2 separate regions of the Homo sapiens genome follow, and region 2 is linked to region 1. Evidence: chromatin loops called from intact Hi-C (ENCODE). Cell type or tissue: heart left ventricle. All regions are shown on one strand. Links, peaks and the distances in the headings refer to the core of each region. The heading gives the core; the rest is flanking DNA.

The links. Hi-C counts contacts between places; a loop is a spot of excess contacts. Peaks named below come from ENCODE experiments on the same cell type or tissue, not always from the same donor. Only the 100,000 strongest peaks of a DNase experiment are listed, where the experiment ranks them.
Region 2: it touches region 1 in a loop (2.1-fold over the local background); 3 of 110 quality-filtered maps call a loop at or near these places.

Annotation. Positions count from the first base shown.
Region 1 is chr15:70,356,524-70,368,306 of GRCh38, reverse strand. No RefSeq gene overlaps it. Among named protein-coding and RNA genes, the nearest start is that of LINC02205, 140 kb to the left of the region's middle. RefSeq lists an enhancer at 5,798-6,297. In heart left ventricle, for the core only: a CTCF peak has its summit at 5,165; a DNase peak (open chromatin) is centred at 5,166; H3K27me3 peaks cover 572 bases.
Region 2 is chr15:70,120,160-70,131,942 of GRCh38, reverse strand. It overlaps LOC107984734 (a long non-coding RNA gene), which reads left to right and starts at 1,058. Exons shown (of 2, transcript XR_001751739.2): 1 at 1,058-1,161; 2 at 1,385-2,368. RefSeq lists enhancers at 6,099-6,148, 6,159-6,338. In heart left ventricle, for the core only: no CTCF peak of the experiment used is centred there; a DNase peak (open chromatin) is centred at 4,452; H3K27me3 peaks cover 831 bases.

The DNA of each region.
Region 1 (11,783 bases), core at 1,536-9,535:
ACGTTTAAGTCTGCAGAAGTTGTCTGCTGCCTTTTGTTCAGCTATGCCCTGCCCACAGAAGTGGAGTCTAGAGAGGTGGTAGGCCTTGCTGAGCTGCGGTGGGCTCTGCCCAGTTTGAGCTTCCCTACCTACTTTGTTTACCTACTCAAGCCTCAGCATTGGCTGACACCCCTCACGCCACCAGGCTGCAGTGTCGTAGGTCGATCTCAGACTGCTGTGCTAGCAGTGAGCAAGTCTCCATAGGCGTGGGACCCCCGAGCCAGGCACGGGAGAGAATCTCCTGGTCTGCCGATTGGTAAGACCTTGGGAAAAGCACAGTATGTAGACGGGAGTGTACCATTCCTCCAGGTACAGTCTGTCATGGCTTCTCTTGGCTAGGAAAGGGAAATCCCTGACCCTTTGTGCTTCCCGGGTGAGGCAACACCCCACCCTGCTGTGGCTCGCCCTCCGTGGGCTGCAATAGGGTCTCCTTTCTAATTGGCACCCTTTTGTCAATAATGTGAGTTCTATGAGGGCAGAGATGGTTTTGTTCATTGCTGTATTCTCAAAACTTGGAAGAAGCTCTGGTGCAAAGTAAGTGCTTAATAAATATTTCTTTTATCATATTTAATTCTTATTTATAATTGACACATAATAATATGTATTTTAGGAGGACAATGTGATGTTTCAATGCATGCATACATATGAAAAAGTTGTGGTAATTATCATATCCATCAATTAAAACATTTATCTTTTTTTATGGTGATAACATTCAAAATCTTCTAGCTATCTTGAAATCTACACTACATTGTTATTTGCTGTGATCACTCTTTGGTGCAATAGAACACCAGAACTTATTCGTCCTGTCTAACTATAACTGTGAACCTGTTAACCAACCTCTCCCGGTCTCTCCACTGGGAGAAGTTTCATAGTTTTGAATCTTACATTTGAGTCTTTAATCCGTTTAGAGTTGATTTTTGTATATAGTGAGAGGCCTCTAGTTTCATTCTTCTGCTTGTGGATATTTAGTTTTCCCAGCATCATTTATTGAAGAGAACATTTATTGAAGAGACTCCCCAGCCTCTGGTGGCCACCATTCTCCTCTGTATTTCTATGAAATCAACTTCTTTGGATTCCACATATGATTGAGATCATGCAGGGTTTGTCTTTCTGTGCTTGGCTTTTTTCACTTAACATAATGTCCTCCAGGTTCATCTGTGTTGTCACAAATGATAGGATTTCATTTTGTTTTATGACTGCATAGTATTCTATTGTGTATACATACCACATTTTCTTTATCTATTTATCATTAGATGGACACTTAGGTTGATTCCATATCTTGGCTATTGTGAATAATGCCACAATAAACAAGGGAGTGCAGATATCTCTTAGACATACTGATTTTTATTTCCTTTGGATGTATACCCAGGAATGGGATTGCTGGATTATATTGTAGTTTTATTTTTAATTTTTTGAAGAGCCTCCATACTGTTTTTTTTTATAATGATTATACTAATTTACATTCCCACAAACAGAATATAAAAATTCCCTTTTCTCTGCATCCTTGCCAGCATTTGTTATTTTTTTTTGTCTTTTTGATTATAGCCATTCTAGCTGGGGTGAGGTAATATTGCACTGTGGTTTCCATTTGCATTTCTCTGATGATTAGTGATGTTGAACTTTTTTTCATATATCTGTTGGCCATTTGTATGTCTTATTTTGAGAAGGTCTTTGCCCATGTTTAATTGGATTATTTGTTTTTCTGCTATTGAGTTGTTTGAGTTATTTACATATGCTAAATATTAACCCATTGTCAGCTGCATAGTTGTCAATAATCTCTCCCATTCTGTGGATTACCTGCTCAGTTTATTGATTGTTTCCTTTGCTGTTGAAGCTTTTTAGCTTGATGTAATCTCATTTGTCTATTTTTGCTTTTATGCCTTTTAGGTCTTATTCAAAAAATCCTTGCCCAGCCCAATTTTATGAAGCATTTCTCCCATATTTCTTCTAGAATTTTCATAGTTTTGAATCTTACATTTAAGTCTTTAATCAATTTAGAATTGATTTTTGTATATGGTGAGAGATAGGGCTCTAGTTTCATTCTTCTGCCTGTGGATATCTAGTTTTCCCAGCATTATGCATTGAAGAGACCATCCTTTCCCCAACGTGTGTTCTTAGTGTCTTTGTCAAAAATCAGTTGGTTGAAAATGCAGGGATTTATTTCTGAGTTCTCTATTCTGTTCTACTGGTCTATGCGTCTGTTTTTATGCCAGTATCATGCTGTTTTGGTTACTATAGCTTTGTAGTATATTTTGAAGTTAGGTAGTGTGATGCCTCCAGTTTTATCCTTTTTGTTGAAGATTGCTTTGGCTATTTGGGGTCTTTGCCTTTCCATATGAATTTTAAGATTGTTTTTTTGGCTGGGCACGGTGGCTCACACCTGTAATCCCAGCACTTTGGGAGGCCGAGGTGGGCAGATCACGAGGTTAAGAGATCGAGACCATCCTGGCCAACATGGTGAAACTCTATCTCTACTAAAAATACAAAAATTAGCTTGGCTTGGTGGCATGCAGCTGTAGTCCCAGCTACTCAGGAGGCTGAGGGAGGAGAATTGCTTGAACCCAGGAGGCAGAGGTTGCAGTGAGCTGAGATCACGCCACTGAACTCCATCCTGGTGACAGAGTCAGACTCTGTCTTAAAAAAAAAACAACTTTGTTTTTTTCTACTTTGGTGAAGAATGTTATTGATATTTTGATAAGAATTGCATTGAATCCATTGACTAGTTTTAGTAATATAGACATTTTAACAATATTAGTTATTCTAATTCATGAATATCTTTCCATTTACTTGTCACTTCAATTTCTTTCATCAGTGTTTTAGAATTTTCATTGTAGAGATCTTTCACCTCCTTGGTCAAGTTGATTCCTAGGTATTTTTTTGTAGCTATTGTAAATGTATTTCCTTTCTTGATTTCTTTTTCAGATAGCTAGCTATTAGTGTATAGAAATACTACTGATTTTTGTATGTTGATATTTTTATCCTTAAATTTACTAAGTTACTTTATTAGTTCTAACATTTTTGTGTGTGGAATCTTTAGAGTTTTCTATATATAAAATCATGCCATCTATAAACAGGGATAATTTGACTTCCTCCTTTCCAATTTGGATGCCCTTTATTTCTTTCTCTTGTCTAATTACTCTGGCTAGAACTTCCAGTACTATGTTGAATAAAAGTGGTGAAAGTGGGCATCCCTTTTTATTCCAGACTTCAGAGGAAAAACTTTCAACTTTTCCCCATTCAGTATAATGTTAGCTGTGGATTTGCCATATATGGCCTTTATTGTGGTGAGGTATTATATATTCCTAGTTTGTTGAGAGTTTCTATCATGAAGGATTTTGAATTTTAATGAATGCTTTTTCAGCATCTATTGAAATAATTATATGGTTTTTGTCCTTGATTCTGTTAATGTGATGTATCACATTTACTGATTTGTGTATGTTGAACCATTTTTATGTCACTGGGATGAATCCTACTTGATCATGGTGACTGATCTTTTCAATGTGTTATTAAATTTGATTTGCTAGTATTTTGTTGAGGATTTTTGCATGAGTGTTCATGAGGGATATTATCCTGTAGTTTTCTTTTGTTGTTGTTATATCTTTGTGTGGTTTTGGTATCAGAGTAATGCTGGTCTTGTAGAATAAATGTGAAAGTATTCCCTCCTCTTCATTTTTTCTTTCTCTTTCTTTCTTTCTTTCTTTCTTTCTTTCTTTCTTTCTTTCTTTCTTTCTTTCTTCCTTTCTTTCTCTTTCTTTCTTTCTTTCCTTCCTTCCTTCCTTCCTTCCTTCCTTCCTTCCTTCCTTCCTTCCTTCTTTCTTTCTTTCTTTCTTTTCTTTCTTTCTTTCTTTCTTTCTTTTCTTTCTTTCTATGGTTTGGCTGTGTCCCACCGAAATCTCATCTTGAATTGTAGCTCCCATAATTCCCAGGTGTTGTGGGAGGGAGCCAGTGGGAGATACTGAGTTATGGGGGTGGTTTCCCCCTACTGCTCTTGTGATAGTGAATAAGTCTCACAAGAGCTGATGATTTTATAAGGGGTTTCCCCTTTCACTTGGCTCTCGTTCTTTCTTGCCTGCCACAGTGTAAGATACGCCTTTCTCCTTCTACCATGAGTGTGAGGCCTCCACAGCCACATGGAACTGTGAGTCCATTAAACCTCTTTTTCTTTATAAATCACCCAGTCTCGGGTATGTCTTTATTTGCAGTGTGAGAACAGACTAATACATATAGTTTGAGTAGAAAAAATGGTGTTAACTCTTCTTTATATGTTTAGTAGAATTTAGCAGTGAAGCCATCAGGCCCTTGGCTTTTCTTTGATGGGAGCTTTTTATTACTGCTTCAATCTTATTACTCATTATTTATTGGTCTGTTCAGGTTTTCTGCTTCTTCATGAATCATTCATGGTAGGTTGTATGTGTATAGGAATTTATCCATTTCCTTTAGGTTTTTCAATTTGTTGGTGCATAGTTGTTCATGGTAATCTGTTGCAACTACTGTGGTAGTCATAGTTTGTATTTCTGTGGTATTAGTTGTAATGTCTCCTTTCTCATTTCTGATTTATTTTGAGTTTTTTTTCTTAGTCTAGCTAAAGATTTGTTGTCTTTTTAAAAAATCAGCTTTTTATTTTGTTGACGTTTTGCATCATTTTCCTCATCTCTATTTTATTTATTTCTGCTCTGATCTTTATTATTTCTTTCCTTCTACTTGTTTTTGGCTTAGATTGTCTTTGTTTTTCTAGTTTTTTGAGGAATGAGGTAAGGTTGTTATTTGAGATCTTTCTACTTTTTTGATATAGGCGTTCATTGCTATAAGCTTCCATCTTAGGACTGCTTTTGCTGTCTCTCATAGGTTTTGGTAAATTGTGTTCTCATTCTCATTTGTCTCTAGAAAGCTTTTAATTGATAAATATTTCTTGAATGAATGTGTTTTTGTGAGCATGTGTGGATGCACACCCGTGTTCCTATGATGGAGTGAGCCCCACCCCAATGCAGGGGATGTCCCTAATGTGCATCCAGGCCCCAGCCACTCTGTACACAGGTGCCCTACACCGGGAAAAGGCTGGCTCCCGGCGTGGTAGGCCAGCCCCAGCGTTTGCCCAGCTGGTGGGCCAGGAGGTGCAGCAGCCCAACATGGCCACATGGTGGGGGAAGATTCCCTTCCTCTCCTCCTTCTCCAGGCTGGGAGCGCTATGCCCTGGGTCTCCCTGCTGTGTCCACCCTCTCCATCATGGGCCACCCATCTATGGTCTTTCCCTTAAAGACCATAGACCCTGCAGGTGGACCCGCCTCCTTTCCACACCTGTCTTTGAATCTGGACCTGCCTTCTGGGCCTAGTTGGGATGGAGAGGACCATCCTCAAGCAGAGGATGTCTGGGGCTCATCTTGGGCCCTTTGCCTTTCCTGGGAGGAGGAGCCCCTTACTCCCACCTCTCTCCCCAGCATGCCTTTGTGATTTGAGACATACCCTACACAGCCACACTGTACCTTCACTGCACCCTTCTAGCCAAGCCCAGAGGGTCAAAGACCTCAATCCAGGGGGGCTGCAGGGAGCCTGATGTGGTTGTTTCAGCAATGTCTGCAGCGAGGATGCTGTGTAAACAGGCATTTGTTCAATCACTGTATGGACATCCTGTTCCGGGAGGCCTCAGGATCTCCTGGCTTCAGGGAGGGCGTATTTACCTGGTGTGCCCTCTGGATGATAGATGGAGAATGCAGCTGGGGTCAGGCCCTCCTGGATCAATGTGGCTGCTCCCTGCTGTGGGCATCTCAGAAGGGCAGAGACTCTGGAACTGGAATCTGACCTGGAGCCTGGGATATCAAATCAGCTTGGGGGAAAGCTGGCCAAGTGACCTTGGTGGCCAATACTTGACCCTAAAAGAGACTGACCTGCTTGAGCCCAGTGGCATCCCCACCCTTATTCATCTGCCCAACTTTGGGACATTTATGGGGAACCCATAGGCTCCCCAGAGGCTACCTCCACCCTGCCTGGAGCCTTCTGCATCTGTCAGGCCTAAGCTTCAGATGGTTCCCCACCCACCTTCCACCACCCAAATCGAGCTGGCATTTGCGCATCTCCCAGAGGCACGAGTTAATGGTGGGAAAGTGCTCTGTAACAGCTGGGCTGGACAGGTGTGTGGAGAGTTATTACACCGCAGAGGGCCTAGCAACGAAAGCCTGTGGGGGAACTGCCCTCCCCACCCCAACCTTCCTGCTTTAATTCCAGCAGGGGCTGTCATGTCGTTATCTGTAAAAAGTTGCCTGTCGTGGAGCCAATGGGTGGGCGAGGCTGTCTTTTAGGGGCCTTGCCCAGTGATGGTAGAGGGGAACCGTCGATGGAAAGCCCAGGGACGGAGGGCCAGCCCTGGTTCATCCCCTGACCAACCACGTGGTACTGGGAAGGTCTCCTTCTCTTTCTGGCCTGTGGTTCATGGCAGTGCCTGCCACGGAAGGCTACTCATCCAGTAGATAAGAGTCACAAATGGCCAGGCGTGGTGGCTCACGCCTGTAGTCCCAGCACTTTGGGAGGCCGAGGCGGGCAGATCGTGAGGTCAGGAGATCGAGACCATCCTGGCTAACATGGTGAAACCCCGTCTCTACTAAAAATACAAAAAATTAGCCGGGCGTGGTGGTGGGCGCCTATAGTCCCAGCTACTCGGGAGGCTGAGGCAGGAGAATGGCGTGAACCTGGGAGGCAAAGCTTGCAGTGAGCCGAGATCGAGCCACTGCACTCCAGTCTGGGCGACAGAGCGAGACTCTGTCTCAAAAAAAAAAGAGTCACAAATGCCAGCCTTCTGCTGCAGAAGGCTGGGACTCTGGACAAGTCCCTAAACATGGTTTTCCTAAAAGATGGACATCCTGAGGAGTGTGGCTGCCTTTGGGGTGAGCAACAGGCCTTGAAGAAGAGAAGCTGCTGGCCCTGAATATCAGGGGGCAGAGGCTTGTGGAGAACCACCCTCCAACCCTGGTGTGGGCAGAAGCAGCGAGCCGTGCTGAGAAGGTGGGTCATTGGAGGATGGGTGCTAACTAGGCATCAGGTTTGTGGGCATGAGTGGAAGGCAGGTGGAAGGGCTGCCATCAGGAGGAGCAAGGTTTTAGAGGCCTTGGCAGCCAAGTAATGGGCATAATCTTTATTTGCTTTTAACAGAGTGAGATATAATTTACATGTCATACAATTGACCCATTTAAAGAGTACAATCTGTGTGTTCAGAAGTATGGAACCATCACCACCATCAATTTGGGGACCTTTTTATCACCCCCAAAAGAAACCCCATACCCATTAGCACTCACTCCTCATTTCCTTCTAACAATTCTTCCCTATACACCTCAACCCTAGGCAACCGTAAATCTACTTTCTATCTGTATGGCTTTGCTTATTTTGGACATTATACAGAAGTGGGATCATCCAATATGTGGTCTATTAGTGACTGGCTTCTTTCGCTTTGTTTTCGACGTTTATCCATTTTGTGCCATGAATCAACACGTCATTCTTTTTTACTGAGTGCTATTTCATTGTATGGCTATCCCACATTTTGTTTATCCACTCATTTGTTGATGGACATTTGAGTTGTTCCCACTTTTGGTTATCATGAATAATGGCGCTCTGCACATTCTTCTCCAACCCTTTGTGTGGGCCCATGTTTTCCATTCTCTTGGGTATCTATGCCCAGGGGAGGAATTGCTGCATCCTGTGGTAACTCTGTGTTTAACATCTGTGGCACGGCCAGGCTGTTTTCCAAAGGGGCCCCATCATTTTGATGAGGCTGCTGACAGTTCTCCAAACAGGAAAGATGGGTATTCAGGGCCAGGTTAAGACCTGAGTTTGTTTGTGCATGAGGCCAGGATTTTCCAAGATAAATCCTACAAGTAAAATGCCTTGCCAGGTAAGATCACAGGTAATGAAATGGGCTCTTGTTAATTAAAGGAGGCAAGAGGAGGGTCAAGTACCAGGAAGCAAGCTTTAAGAGTTTCCCTGTCCAAAGTCTTCCTATCTATGCCTCCAACACCAGAACCCCTGAACTTTGTGTGTCACTGAAGGCACAGGCTCAGGACTGGCCCTGAACAGAAGTGGGAAGACAGTGCTCTATAGGGTATGATTTTAGGGGCAACAAGGGGGAGACATCTCCAGACCTTAGAATACTTTGCCAACTCCTGAAATCCCATCTCCAGAGTCAGAGCCTTTCAAGTCATAATTAGAAATCATTTAAAATGCAGACTTCCGGGCAGAGAGAACCCATCTGCACTGGTACATGAGCACTAGGAGCTTCCTGGGGTGGGAGGTGGGGGTGGCATGGGGGTGGGAGGGAAAGCGATTAAAAATAGAGGTGGGGTGGAGAGGCAGACCAGGAAGGGACCTTTGCTGGGGTTATCCTTAAGTGGATGGGGTTTTGAAGAAAGCCCTGCAGATAAGTTAGGCCTGGCCCTGGACAGCCTGCACCCAGCCAGGCCCACACCACCTCCATGATGCAGAAGTTAGCTGTTTTCTTGATTTCTCCCGAATTCCCTTACCTTCTCACTTTCAGAAAGTAGTGCTGGTGCTTTGGCCAAGCACATTTTTTCTCCAAACACACAAGCAGACAAGAAACCTTAATAAACAAGCAATCCCCATTCTGCCCCTACTCTGAACGCCTCCAACTCCAGTCCACACCTACCAATAAATTATTGAATGAGGCCCTTCCAGAACACAACTTGGCCTCTGAGAGATTAGATGAGAAAGCCGAGCTCTGCCCTTTACAAGCTGTGCACATTTGGAGGAGTGAATTCCCCCCCTGAGCCTCAGGCCCTCGCCTCAGCAGTGGCCCATTGGAGGGATCGATGAGACGACTGGTGGCCCAGCACAGGGCCTGGTACACAACAATGCTTGGCCATTGTTCTTTTCCACTCGCTCTCACTCTACCCTGGCTCAGGTTCCACCTTCCCACCCCCAACCCCTACTGCTCTTTTCTCTCTGCAGCTGCCCCACCATCTTGGATGGTGATAATTGCTGGATAATTGGCACACAGCTCTTAACACCTGGGGAATCATGGGTTTCTCTCCTAACTCACACGTATTCATTTCTTCCTCCTTGGAAAAGCTGGTGCTCTCTGCCTGCCTGGCTTTCAGATAGGGCCAGCATCGCTCGCCTCCAGTGGGGACTGGCATCTCTTCTCTACCATCCATGATGCCCACTGGCAGGCACAGGGCTGCTCCTCCCGCTCCTGCGTGTTTCACTAATGAATAATGAAGAAGCCCTCAGACCCCGGCCCTCTCCCTCCCGGCTCCCAGCCTCTGATATATTTGATCCTAGACGGCATAATTTTTCACCTAAATGTGAATGTATTTGTGAATTTATAGAAAATAGTTCTCGGTCTGGTGATATAATATAGGGCTGCCCCATCCTGGCTGCTATTTTGATTGTGACTTAAATGGATGAGGCTATCAATAATTATTTTATTGAACAGGCACATAAAAAATGATGCTAGGCTAAAGCAATTTCCCTGACAAAGCCAGCTAATGCATTGTGGGCAGTTTACCTTTGCGGCGCTGATCTTGCTGAGAGGGGCTGTAGGGGCTGTTTCCTCATCCATTTGTCCCCTTCACGGGCTTTTCCCTCCACCGAATCCCAGGAGCCCTGGGTTGTGGAGCAGAGTGGGCAAGGGTGACCCGCAGGCAGTGGCAGGGAGTGGAGAAATCGGAACCCTTGCCATGCACCCTGGACTTCCCAAAGCATTTCATGCATCCTCTCATTCCCCACTCAGCACAAAATGGGCGATGTGATCGTGTTGGATGGAGGAGGAGAGGTGAAGGGGCTGCGTGGAGGTCTCCCAGCCACTGTCTGGACCTTCTGGCTCCTAAGGAGTGGGTTGTTCAGAGTGAGTGTGTTTCCAAAGCCTCTTTTTATTTGCAGCTCTGTTGTCTCCAGTTCTGTTTTGGGGGGAGCAAGACTGTGGTGCCTCCCTAGGAATCCAGCTTTCTTAAATGCACCCCTTGAAAGGGTGGATCGAAGGCTGCTGGAGAAAAGATGTGGACAAAAGCCACATAAACTGCTCCCCACCCCCAGCAGCTGCTCTGCCCCAGAGCAAGTTTGGGGCTTGTGGTGTCCTCTGTGTTTGTGAAAGCCAGTCTCCTTCAGTGTCTCCTGGGCTGAGCCTGTGTTAGGGACTGGGCAGGGCAGGATAAGATGGGACAAGGCACAGTGCAGTTGGGGAGCCTCACCCTTGCCTGGGACAACAAAGAGTTCACCAAACTTCAGCCTTTTGCGTTCCAACACATTTTTTAACTTTATCTGTCTACCACCTGTACTATTATTTACTTAATGTATTTCCTTAAATCAACTAACATTTAACTTAGTTCCATCCTAGGCCATAAATCCATTTAACCACTGTTTGATGTATTCATTTTATTTTTCTCATGCACACTAAAAATAAAAGTATAACTAAAATGAAAACAAATGCATCCAGGTAACAGTGAGAAGCATCTGGCAAACACTAGGAATCTTTATGCCTGGGTAAGGCTTTATGTCCCCCACCAGGCAGAGCAGGCGATCTGGGAGGGGACAAGGCATGGTATCACTGCCATCACCCATCTGCACATCAGCCTGGCCTGGATCAACAGAGCGGGGGCCCATAGAACGCCCGTCTGCCCAGTGGTGTCCGAGGGGTGGTGTGAGCACAGGTCTGGGGTGGGACAGTCTGCGTCCCCAGGGTCTGCAGGGGCCCACTCAGCCCAGGGTTGGGTGGCATGGGGACCCCCTGCACACATCCCCCAGTGCCTCCCCTCAGTCCCTGATGGCCCCCACACTGACCCCTGCTTTCTTTCTGGGGTTATAATGAGCTTTCGCGCTGAACTAAAGCCATCCCCTCCCCCACAACACAGAATACAGTCCAGATCTGGGAAGGCAAACACACAAGCCTTTGTGTTTTGAGGGCTTGGATTGCTAACATCTCCAGGGAAATGGCCAGAGGGGAACAGGGAGAACAAACTGGGGAGCAGAGTCTCCGAGGGTCAAAGATCCCAGAGATCTCAGCGTCCTGGCCTCCAGACAGCGCCATTACCTCTTGAGCCAGTCAAACCTCCCTGGCTTCTCCTGCATCCACCCCACTTTCCCACCCCCTCCTCTGTTCCCTGTAGACCCCTCCTCCCCAGAGGCCTCTTCTGAGGGAGCAGGGGGTTGCCCAGGCCAGGACCACAAAGCTGAGCTGGACATCTGCTTGTGTCCCTCATGACTTTTCCAAAGACCAGTGGGCCTATCCGAGGCCATCCGGTTGCTCTAGGAGATGAGTCAGAGGCCAGGGCCTGCAGGGATGGTGGCTGGGACAGGAGGGAGAGGAGGCGGCTGCGACCTACAAGAAGGTGCATCCCCTTCTCAAGGCACTTCAACTGAATGAAAGAAATGGAACCTGAATAGGAAAAACAAACAAACAAACAAACAAACAACAATGACAACAGAAAAAAAACAAACCACTCTGCAGGCTAGATTCACCCAGGGTGCGGACTAGAATACATAGATGTTTTGTAAAGTGCTGCGTGGTGGTGTCCAGGAGGGGCAGGCTGGGCTTTCTCCAGATTTAGCACAGCACTTATTGGAATCCAGGGTTCTGCCAAATCATCAGGCACCTTTGCACAATTAGAAAGCGGGTCCCTCTCCCGGGTGGATGCAGCCTACTCCAGGATGCCTGTTTGGTGAGCAACCCCCTGAGCCCCTTGGCAGGGGCTCTTATATGTAAACAACTGCACAGGTGTGCTCCTTGTGCCCTACTGGAGGGCGCCCCT
Region 2 (11,783 bases), core at 1,408-9,407, 240 kb after region 1:
CTAAAGTTGGCAAAAAGCAAAGGCCAGCCTAATCCCCATCGGCTGGACACTAGTCAGAGAGGGCCACCTTTAAAATTACCACTGCTAACACACAGGGCAGTGCCCCCAAGACCCCAGGCCACTCCACCCTCAGCAACTAATAGGGGCCAAAGTTCCTAGGAGGGGCGTCAAAGGTAGCATTCTCTCTCTGTTTACATCCGCTAATGCTAGAACCTGATGCACTTCTTCCCCTCTCCTGGCCCTGAGACACAAGACGTCTCTGAAGCATGGTCCCAGAAAAGGCCATGCCAAAATGTAAATGATCAATAACAGTGAGATCAGCATCGAGGCTGGGAAGAAATATGACTCTGGACCAATGCCTTAAGCTACAGAGAAAAACTTCCTAGGTATAATACCAGGCAAGGCCAAGCTGCACATGGGGACTAGCCATTACGGAGCTCGATGCCAAGTCCTGTACTGAGGGCTGGACCTCTTCTATCTCATTGGATATTCCTTCTCAGAGGGCCACTGCATATTCCTCACAAACCTACCTGGAGGCAGGGGTCAGGCCGGCCATGGAGGTGGGAAAGCAAATCTTTTAAAAGATACCTTTCCGTACTCTCTCCTCCATGAAATAGCATTTTACATTATTAAATAGAATACCACACTGGAGCAGATCTTGCAGAAAGATAAAATAGAGAGTGGACTCAGCCCTATCACAGAAGGATCAAGGACTGCAGAAGGATCAGGGGCCCCTGTAGGTTCCATCTTCTCCGATGTTTGTTTTTCAGATTGTTAAATACTTAACAGAGGGAGAGACAAAAAGCCAGTGTTCCAAGCCATTGCTGATTAAGTATCAATCAGAAATTAAGACAGAACAAGTCTGAAATTGTAATGATCCTTTTTAAGGACAGGCCTTTGTACACCTGATATATATATTTGTAATATACATATATATGTATATATTTATAAATCTGCCTGGCAGGAAGCTAAGCAACTAAAGCATGTGCTTAAATAGAGGTCACCTGGCGACCCTGGCACTCAGATGGGTATCACACTTCTTGTCTTACAGGTGAGAAACTGGTGCTCTCAGAGAGCGTATGAGTGGCCCAATGTCACACTACCTCTGGGTGTGTGCATGTGGAGCCAGGATTTGATCCTGGGCAGATCAAACCCCAAGTGGTAAGTGCCACTCCTTCCCTCCTACTGTCACACCTCCCCAGTGCAGGCAGAGGAGTTACATGCAACATGCAAATGTCTTCCCTTCTCCTAGTTGGCAGGGACCTGGGCTTTCCTTGTCAGCGCGGTGGTGGGTTCTGGGTCAGACACTGCAACTCACACTTACTGAGCATTTCCTATGTTCAAAGTTCTAACTTCCATGTGTCATGTTATTTAATCATCACAGCCACCAGGTGCAGTCGATCACATGCTGACCCCCCACTTTACTGATGAGAAAACTGAGACCTAGAGAGGTTGAGTAACCTGTCCAAGACACCTGGATGATAAGCCGGACCCAGCCAACAAGCCCAGCCAGCTTGATGCCAGAATCCTCTTACCTGACCTCTGTGCCTGCCATCCCAGCTGCTAGAGTGGAGAGCCGGCCTTTCCTCGCTGCAGGATGGACCCTAGGCCTCTCTCTGGGTTTCCAGATCCTGCTCTGAAGAGCCGGCCTTTCCTCGCTGCAGGATGGACCCTAGGCGTCTCTCTGGGTTTCCAGATCCTGCTCTGGAGAGCCGGCCTTTCCTCGCTGCAGGATGGACCCTAGGCGTCTCTCTGGGTTTCCAGATCCTGCTCTGGAGAGCCGGCCTTTCCTCGCTGCAGGATGGACCCTAGGCGTCTCTCTGGGTTTCCAGATCCTGCTCTGGAGAGCCGGCCTTTCCTCGCTGCAGGATGGACCCTAGGCCTCTCTCTGGGTTTCCAGATCCTGCTCTGGAGAGCCGGCCTTTCCTCGCTGCAGGATGGACCCTAGGCGTCTCTCTGGGTTTCCAGATCCTGCTCTGAAGATGAGGAGATGACATTTAGCACCAGCCTTCTCTAACTGGCTCTAAGAGGAATCGGTGTTCCCTGGTGGTTCAGGAGTCAAAAGGGCCAACTGTAGCTTTATTCCTCTTTCAAAGGAAATAAAGCAGAGGTCCTATTTGGGGATAGGCCCTATGCCTGAGTTACTTTGGCACTTAATTGCTATTATTTAATTGCTGTATTGGGGAGCACAAAGTGATCTACTGCAAAGTTATTAGCAAATTCTAGTTTTAAGGAAATAATTACTGAATTCTCCCTCCCTGGGTTGAGTAATTCCTTCCAAGATGCTCAGCGACATTAAGCATTTTCACTAGGGCCACTAGCAGCTCTGTAATATGCAAATAAAGTAACTCTGTAATTACCAATAAAATGCTTACTGAAGTGACAAATTTTTACTCAGCAGCGAGTTGGGGGAAAAAATGGCATCATTTGTTTTTTAAGGATCCTTTAACCTTGTTAGTTGGCATTCATTTCCGTGCTGTTTTATGGTCATTTAAAAGGACAACGGAGCCAGTACGCCTGCCTTGATGGGGAGAAGCCCTCCTGGGAGCTCCCTCTTCCAACCAGCCTTGCCCATTGTGTGGAGGCTCGGATGGGCCGATCTGGGTGCTGGGGAATTGTAAGCACATGGCAGACCTGCCCTGAGGGTCTCTGTGTATGCTGGGAGTTTGGCTTTCAACTGGGTTCAGGGCTGATCTTTCCAGGTGGACAGATACAGAGTGACCTCTCAGCCAGAAGCAGCTGCCAGAGCGATCCTTCTGAAAGCCCAAGGATGGCTGTGTTGCCCCCTGTTTAAACTCTCCCTTGTGCTTTAGGGATAACAGCATCAAGTCCTGTCATTTCAGGCTCTCAAGGCCTTTCACAGCCAGCCAGCCAGTCAGGGCACTGGACACAATAAGGCACAATAAGGGCTCAAGCTACCTCTTCGCCAAGGTCATCCATGCCTCCCCATGCAAGCTTGATTTCTCTATCTGTAAAATTGTGTATCGGTCAGCATAGACTGGATTATGCAGCAGTAACAAGCAAGTCCAAAAAACTCAGTGGCATAAAACAATCAAAATGTATTTCTTGCTCATGCTACATGTTCATCATGGGTTAGTAGGAGTTTCTGCTCATCCTACTCACTTAGCAAAAAGAAGGCTGATGTAGCCATTATGGCAAACATTGCTGGCCTGTCACCATTCTGGAAGGAACATGAAACATTATCCAATCTGGAACGATGTGTTACTTCATTTCACAAGGCATTGGCCAGAACTATTCACATGGCTCCACCTCACCAACCACAAAGGGGTCAGGAAGTGAAATTCTACGTTGTACTCAGAAGAAAGAGAATCAGAAGTATAGGATGACAGCACTAATGACCACCATAAATGGGGATTTTTTTTTTTGAGACAGGATCTCACTCTGTCACTCAGGGCAGAGTGCAGTGGTATGATCACAGCTCACTGCAGCCTCTGTCTCTTGGACTCAAGCAATCCTCCTGCCTCAGCCTCCAGAGCAGCTGGGACTGCAGACACACATCACCATGCCCAGCTAATTTTTTTTTATTTTTTAGGAGAGATGGGGTCTCTTTATGTTGCCCAGGCTGTTCTCAAACTCCTGGGCTCAAGTGATCCTCCCACTTGTGTCTCTCAAAGTGCTGGGATTACAGGTGTGAATCACCACACCCAGCCCACAAATGGGGATTTTTAAAATTGTCTAAGAATGATCTTCTAAGGGTTGTTGTGAGAGCTGAGTGTGATCACACTTGTAGAGAGCTTAGCACGATGCCTGGCACATGGTAAGTGCTGAGCCAATACTACATAGTAATAGGTGCTCCATATCTTCTACATGCTTATTGGCTCTCTCTCTCTCTCTGGATCACTATAAATTGTGGTGATCAGAGAAAGCTTTCAAAGAAAAGTTAACATTGAACAAAGTCTGGATGACGCTGCAATATCAGGAGATGACTCTCTGAAAGGAGGAAGGGCGTGAGCAAAGGCAGTGAGGTCAGACAGTAGGATGCACAGGGACAGCTCTGGGAGATGAGCTTCACTGGCATAGAGTTTTTCAGAATAGTCCAGCATTCAATAGATAAATCTCAAAGAATGAGAAAAGTGGTCTTTATTCTGAAGCTTGAGTTGGCAGAAACAATTCACAAATCAGGAAAATTCCTTTGATGTGCCCTGCATTTAATTCTTGGCTCAGAAAAATGCCTCTGGAAAATAAGGTTGGCATTAGATCATCTTAACCCTTGATCTAAAACCCAGATCCCAGCTGAGAAGCTAGGCCTCCTGACTCCAAGTCCAGAGGCCACTCCACAGCCCTAGGAAAATCCCCGTGCAGTGGCTGACCTGGTTTTTTCTCCTTGTTGCCAAAGGCTCCATTTCTGGGTGACCACAGTTGCCCCTGGGGATAAGTCTTCTCTCCTATTTGCATTGGTAACTGCTCAAAGTCCCACCAAGACCTTGGCAACGTGCCACCCACATCGTCTCACACTGGCCCAATTGTTTGTGGCAAATGCCTCCCTTTTGAACTCTAGACCTTCTGGAGGAAACGGTTTCAATAGGAATAACTCCCAGCTCTCCCCAGTCTTGCCATCTGGACGTCTGGAATGGATCTTCCAGGATACATGGCTCTTTTGAAGGAAACGAATTCAATTGGTAATTGTGTTCCCATTTAATATGCCTAAGGAGTGGTCCTGTACTCTTGCTAGTACATTTTTTTTCATTCAACAAACACTTATTGATCTCCTACTGCAAATTAGACACTGGGCTGGGTGTGGGGGTGGGGAGGTGGAGAGAGTGGACGCTTTTTACAAAATGCCTTTGACCCAATAGAATAAGAAACACAATAGAGATAGGCACCAAAATCTATGGGAGCCCAGCAAAAGGGACAGTAAATTGTACCTGGCAAGTCCAGAAGGCTCAGAAAGGAGACTGGGCCACCAGGCACTGAAGAGAATGACCCTGCAGAAATTTAGGGGGGTCCTACACTTATTCCAAAGAGGAGGCTCACAGTAGTCCTGGACAAGTTTAGGATGCACACAATGAAACATGAATCCACTGAACAGACATTTTAATATGGGACCTGCTGCTTCTCAGGCACAGAGCTGGATGACTGAGGTCTCCCGAAAGGAATGAGGCATAGCCCCTGCCCTCAAATTGCTTACTGTTTGGTTATGCAGGTTAAGGTCTGAGCACTGATTATTCTACCTCACAGCCCAACCGCAGCATTCACATTGCCTTAGAAACCCTACTAAAGTTCTTCCAAGTGGATATAGCAAAATATTCTCAGGAACCAGGGGGGCCCAGGGCAGGCTTGCTGGAGGAGGTGGCAGAACCGGGCTCTGGAGAGATGGAGTGGTGGAGAGCAGGGAGGCAGGGGCAGTGGCACACACAGGCAGGTGACCACAGAGCCAAGTCACAGGCACAGCCACACACACACGTGTCCCAACAGGAAGGAAGGTCTGTCTGAAATAACGGGGGCAAAGCTGGGGTGGTGGGGTGAAGAGATATGGTATGGGCCTGAGGTCACCAATGTCATCACCACCTTTTGCTTGGCCTTTTGTTTGGTTCTTTCTCTGGATCCCACCTTTCAGCAGGCTTTTTCTTCCGAATAGACCACTTCTATTAAGCAATGATCTGTGTGTTTTCCCACAGAATAACCAGTGTTGGCTCAGTTATTATTATTCTAGCCAAAAAGAAAAAGAACACTTTCTGAACATTTCACTCTGGAGCTCCAGACTCTTCCATGGCTCCCCGTTACCCTCAGAATAAAGCCCAGCATGTGAGGCCGTTGACCACCTAGCCCCTCAGCTCTCTGCTAGGCCTTGCTGAAGTACTTGTGATTCTCCAGACCTGCATATGTGCCCCTCTCCACATGGAAGCTTCTCTTCCCAACCTCAGTATCTTCTCTTCTCTCTGGGCTCAAACCTTAATGCTTCCTCCAGGCAGTGTTGCTGACCCACGGATACAGTCTCATTGCTGAGCTCTGATCACTCTGTGTGGTCATGGTTCATTTGCTTGTCTGTCTCCCTCAGGGGGCTGTAAACACCCGGCAGGTGGGGACTCGCATCCAACCTCCAGTGGCCAGCACTGTGGGATATAGAAAAACTCAATAAAGTTTGAGTAGTGAGCAAGTGAGCACATGAGTGAATGTGAAGTGTCATTTCTGGTTGACCGTGGAGTCACATCACAGAAGAAGGTAGCAGGCATTCACCAAGCTTCAGAAAGGCGTGGAAAGAACCTATAGATTACACATGAAACCATCCTCACAGCTGCCAGACCACAGATGCCTGGCACAGGCACTGGGGAGACAGTGGGGATTTTGCACATGGGAGGGACAAGCCTTTTCCAGCCATATCTCGTTAGATAATTTGCCCAAATCACACTTGTTGTGAGAAGCGGGGTTGAGATGCCCCAAGTCTCTTGGGCTTGGGGGCTCCTGCTCTCTGCAGTGCCCCAAGAGATGCTGGCTGCTGAGGGAAGGAGGAATCTCCCCAGGCAGAGGTTACCTTGTGCCCCTCTGGAGTTTGCCCACCCTGGGGCTCTACCCTAGAATGCTCCCCTAGCACCCTCTCCCCATGCCATCCCTTAACCAGCTAGCTCCTCCCACCCTTCAGCAAATACACCCTGCCTCAGGGATCTGTTCATATCTGGTTAGCCCTTATGCACCCCCTGTCCCAGTCAAGAGGGCTGGGCAGATGGTGGAAGCACCAGCCAGGTGGTACTCACTTCTCTCATGGGTGCTTTTCCCATCCTCTCTCTCTCTCTCTCTCAATATTTCTACCTTCTGGGCACAGACAGGAGGCAGGATCAGTATTTCTGATTCCTCATGAGATGAGGTCCTTCTGATCCCTCCCACGTTCTAAACCCCCATCCCTTACATTGTCACCACCAACAGCAAGTATTAATTGTGCACCTATGGTGTGCCAGCCACTGGGGACCCAGACACACCCCAAACTCAGTCCCTGCTTTTGACGGGTTTGAAGAGACAACATGAAGGATGAAACTGTCATTAAATAACTTGCACAGGAGTCCCAAGTAGGATGGGGGGCAAAGGGGTCCCTGGTACTGAAATTTAGAGGGTACCAAAATGTAAAAAATGACATTTATTATTTATTTATTATTTTATTGATTTTGAGATGGAGTCTCACTCTGTCACCCAGACTGAAGTACAGTAGTGCAATCTCGGCTCACTGCAACCTCTGCCTTCCGAGTTCAAGAGATTCTCATGCCTCAGCCTCCCAAGCAGCTGGTAGCTGGGATTATAGGTGTGTGCCATGACACCCAGCTAATTTTTGTGGGTTTCTTTTTTTTTTTTTTTTTTTTTTTTGTAGAGACAGAGTTTCACCATGTTGGCCAGGCTGGTCTCAAACTCCAGGCTAGTCTCGAATTCCTGACTTCAAGTGATCCTCCCGTCTCGGCCTCCCAAATTGCTGGGACTACAGGTGTGAGCCACCACACCTGGCTAGGAATGACTTTTAAACATTGAACACATTTCTCAGCCCTCCTTTTTAACTCCCATGCCAGTCTATGGAGAGGACTGGGTAGGTGACCAGTTGGCTGGAGGCAACCTCCCTCCCATTCCATGTGGCCATGGACCCAAGGGTGCAACTCGTGCTTGGTGTCCCAGGCACCTACATTGTTGGCTTTGGCTACCACTGAGCTCAACAGTGAGCTGCTTGGTGTGCATATACAGCTCATCACAGAACCAAACTCGATCATCCTGAGAGGCAGGGAGGATCTCCCTGCTTTAGCTTGAGTGTTTGTCCAAGTGAGTGGAGCAGCAGAGATTTGTTTCCAGGTCTGAGAGACCCTGAAGCCAGGGCTGTGGCATCCACTGTCTAGTTTTGACCCTCACAGTGGTCCAGCTGGGGAGGCTGAGCAGATGGACATATTCTCACCTGGCAACTCATCGATGGGGTTCTCCACTGTTAAAAATAGACAATATCACCATTTTCAGGGGATGTCAAAGGCTTGCAAAGACAGACATCCATCCCTCGTTGACCAGCCATGCAACATCATGGATAGTGGTTGCTTTGTGGGCAAAACCCCTGGCCTTGGGGCTAAGGATAAGGAGGGGCAAAGGAAGAAGGAGAGTCCCTATTTTCCTCTCCGTCCCCATCTTGCCTCTCCATACTTCTAATCCTCCCCCACTCCAACCCACCACTAGCCACACTCATTCATTCATTCATCCATTCACTCCTAGTGAGCACCACTCTGTGCCAGATACTTACCTAGCTCAATCCTCAACATCAAGGAGCACTTTGTTATTACCTCCATTCCACAGAAAAGAAAACGGAGGCTTAGAGGTTAATTATCATCCAAGGTCGTGCAATTAGCAGGGGATGGGATTCCAACTTAGGGTCCAATTGTGAAGTTCTTTGAGCCATATTCCCACAGGAGGGCTCCCATCTGCTCCTGCCCTCAGTTATTCAGCCGTCCTAACAGGAAAGGAGCCTGGGAGCTAGGTGAGCTAGGTGTCCGTTAGGAGAAGTTTCCAGAATGCAGGGCTCCTCTTTTTCCTCCTCAGGCTTTTGCCAGCCCCACATCCCTGAGGCAAGTCCCTCGGCCTCCCTTGGGTTCCCCTTTCCTGGACCAAGAACACTTACTGGAGCATGCCAGAGAGGACTAATTAACAGTCTGCAGAGGGCTTGGAAGGTGAAAAGCAGCCTTCAAGTGGCAGCCTATTATCCCTAAGCTTCACATATGAAATAATGAAATTCCAGGTTCCAAATGGAGAGGAAAAAGTCCTTAACAAGGTGATAAAGGGAGGCAGCTAAGGGCCAGGTAGAGGGGAGGGTGGTGAGTTCATTCTCACCTTTCCCATGCAGGCCCCAATAGGCCCTGGGCTAAAAGTGTGGGGTCTGGGTCAGCCGCTGCTCCAGGCAACAACCTGCATCCTGGAGGAAGGAGAGCCAGCTTCCCACAGGATCCAGAGGCAGGTGGTAAAGTTGGAAGGGGCAGTTCTAGGAAGGAGGAGCCCTGGGTTCTAGTCCCCACACTGTCACTGACCTGATTCCTGACCCTGGAGGGCTCCTGCCCTCTCTGGACTCTGTTGACCCAAGAATTGACCCACGGAGTTCCAGCCCCACCCCCAAATATGGATGTCCCTTGAGGATGGGGGCTTGGCTTCGCTCCCACTGTGTTCCTGGCATGAAGTACCAAGCCCAGTACCAAGCAAGGGATCAGTAACTTTGCTGATGAGCAGCTGACTCTGGTGCTGATAGTCTGGAGTTCTAGGACTCTAAGTGTTCATTCTGTCCTAGAGTAACACAGCAGAGAAGGAACAGTCCTCCCTGTGTCCTCAGGGAGTTTCCTGACTGGCTGGGCAGCAGAGAATAACACACACACACACACACACACACACACACACACACACACGCACGCACCCCATTAATGGGTTCCCTGGGGGCAGGGATCAGTCCCACTCACTGCTGGGCCTCCAGGGCCTGCCAAAGGGGCAAAGTCACACTCAGACATAAACTCTTGGTTTTAGCAATCCAATAAACAGTCATGAAACTAAGTGAGGAAAGTTATTAGATTGAAGGGATTTGAGGGAAAGTCCCATCAAAAAGTAAAACTTGATCCCACCTCCACTTCTTGGATGAGTTACTTAATCTCTCTGGCCTCAGTTTTTTCACCTATAAAATAGAAACCATGAGAGGACCTACCTCACCAGGCTGTTCTAAAGTTAAATGAGTTAATTCCTGTACAAGCTGAGAACAGCATCTGATACAGTATCTAATAAAGTCAGTTATTATTACTTTTATTATTATTATGTACTTGGTTATCATTATTTTCATTCATCAATTATTATTCTCTTCACCTCTTTGCTGCCACCTGGAGTTCCTGGAACCCCTTCACGGCGTACAGCAGGGAGACAGGGAGGGCAGATGCCATTTGCACAGCCATTGGGACTAATAAGCCCCAGCACCCCAACACACATGGCTGGGGTCCACATCTCCCACCTGGCATCACATTTGATCCTTACAACAGGCTTGAAATCCAGAGAGGCGGGTACCGTTATACCCAGCTGCAGATGAGAATGCCGAGACACAGAGCAAGGCAGCTGTCTCCGGTGACCCAACTGGGCAGGGCAGAGCACAGATTTGCACATGGATGAGCAATCATTTGTGTAGCCAAGAAACGCCCCTTCAACAGCAATTGGCCAGGCCCCAAGGATGTAAGAGTGGGGAAGACAAACATGTTCCCTGGCCTTCTAAAGCCAACGTTCCAGTAAATAGACAAGCTAGAGAAAGATAAATGAATACATATCACAACTTGTGGTCAGGGCTGTGAAAGAAATTAACAAGGTTCTATGATCCCAAGTAAAGATGAAATTGTTCCAAGAAGACTTCTTTAAGGAGGTTTAAGCTGAGCCCTGAAAGATGAGAGGTGAAAGGAAGCTGTTGCTTCTGGCTGCCTCACCACTAATTCTCACTAAGCTGTAAATGACCAGCTGCAGGTCTGCGCCTGGAAGCAAGGTTTGTAAATGGGAGGGAAGAGGAATCTGAGGGCAGTGTGAAGGCCCTCAGGGAGGAAAAGAAAAATGGTGCTAGAGAAGGAGAGGGCTTGGAAAGGCAGAGGAGCCTTGCGGAGGTTGCAACTTCCAAGGACTTTGCTGAAAACAGAAAGCCAAGTTTAGAGGTCCAGGGAGATCCTCCCATTGCTGAAGAGGAAGGATAAGTGCCTGAGTCCTCCCAGAGACAGGCAGCGATTTGAAGCTATCAAGGCAGAAAATGAAAATCATCTGTTCCTGGGAGGAGGGATGCAGGAAGAAGACATCATTCTTAACTGGAGCAGACGGAGAGAGCGCTACACTGCAGGTCCCCCGAGAAGGGTGTCTACCGCTCCTTCCCTTCTCACAACTGTCATGCTTTAGCCTGCCCCATGCACCTCCCCACAGCCTTGCAGAGTCCCTGCTACGTGCCCCACACTCTACTCAGCTCTGAGGAGAGAGGAGAGACATAGGCCTGTAACAGCACGTGTAAGCAGGCCCGGGGGAGCAGAGAGGGCCTCTCTAAGGAAGCCCCACCTGAACTGAGGTATAGAAAGGGAGGGAAGTGGCCTGGTGTGGTGGCTCATGTCTGTAATCCCAGTACCCTGGGAGGCTGAGGCAGGAGGATTGCTTGAGGTCAGGAGTTTGAGACCAGCCTGGGTGACATAGCAAGACCCCACCTCTGGAAAAATATTGTAAAAATGAGCTGGGTGTGGTGGCATGCACGTGTGGTCCTAGCTATTTGGGAGGCTGAGGCAGGATTGCTTGAGCCCAGGTGATTGAGGCTTCAGTGAGCCATGATTGCATCACTGTGCTCTAGCCTGGGCAGCAGAGCGAGACCCTGTCTCTAAAAAAATAATAATAATTTTTTTAAGAGGGAAGGAAGTGTGTGTCTGGCAAAGGTCAGCATGCACAGTGACCTGCTGGTAAATTTCTAATAATTGGCTCTAGGGTGGGCGGTGGAGGGGTCAGCAGATTGGTAGCATTTGGCATTGTATGGTGTAAACACTCTCATGGTGGCATGATGTCACTGAACGCAGACAATCAAAGGTCAGTGGGAGCCGGCTCAAGCCCATTGCTGGGTGCTACTGGGGCAGCAGGCCTGGGGAGGGTTGGTGCAGCTCTGAAACTGGAGCCCAGCATGGGGCACCAGCGGAGGCTGCTGAAGTCACCTGGGACCCTGTGGGCCTTGGAGGGAGTGTGGGCTTTAGCCAACAAGGGGCATGTGTTGATTGTGACCACAGGTCTCTGTTTCATCACCCTGTTTCCCTCAGAGCTCTGCAAGGCTACACCCTGGGCCC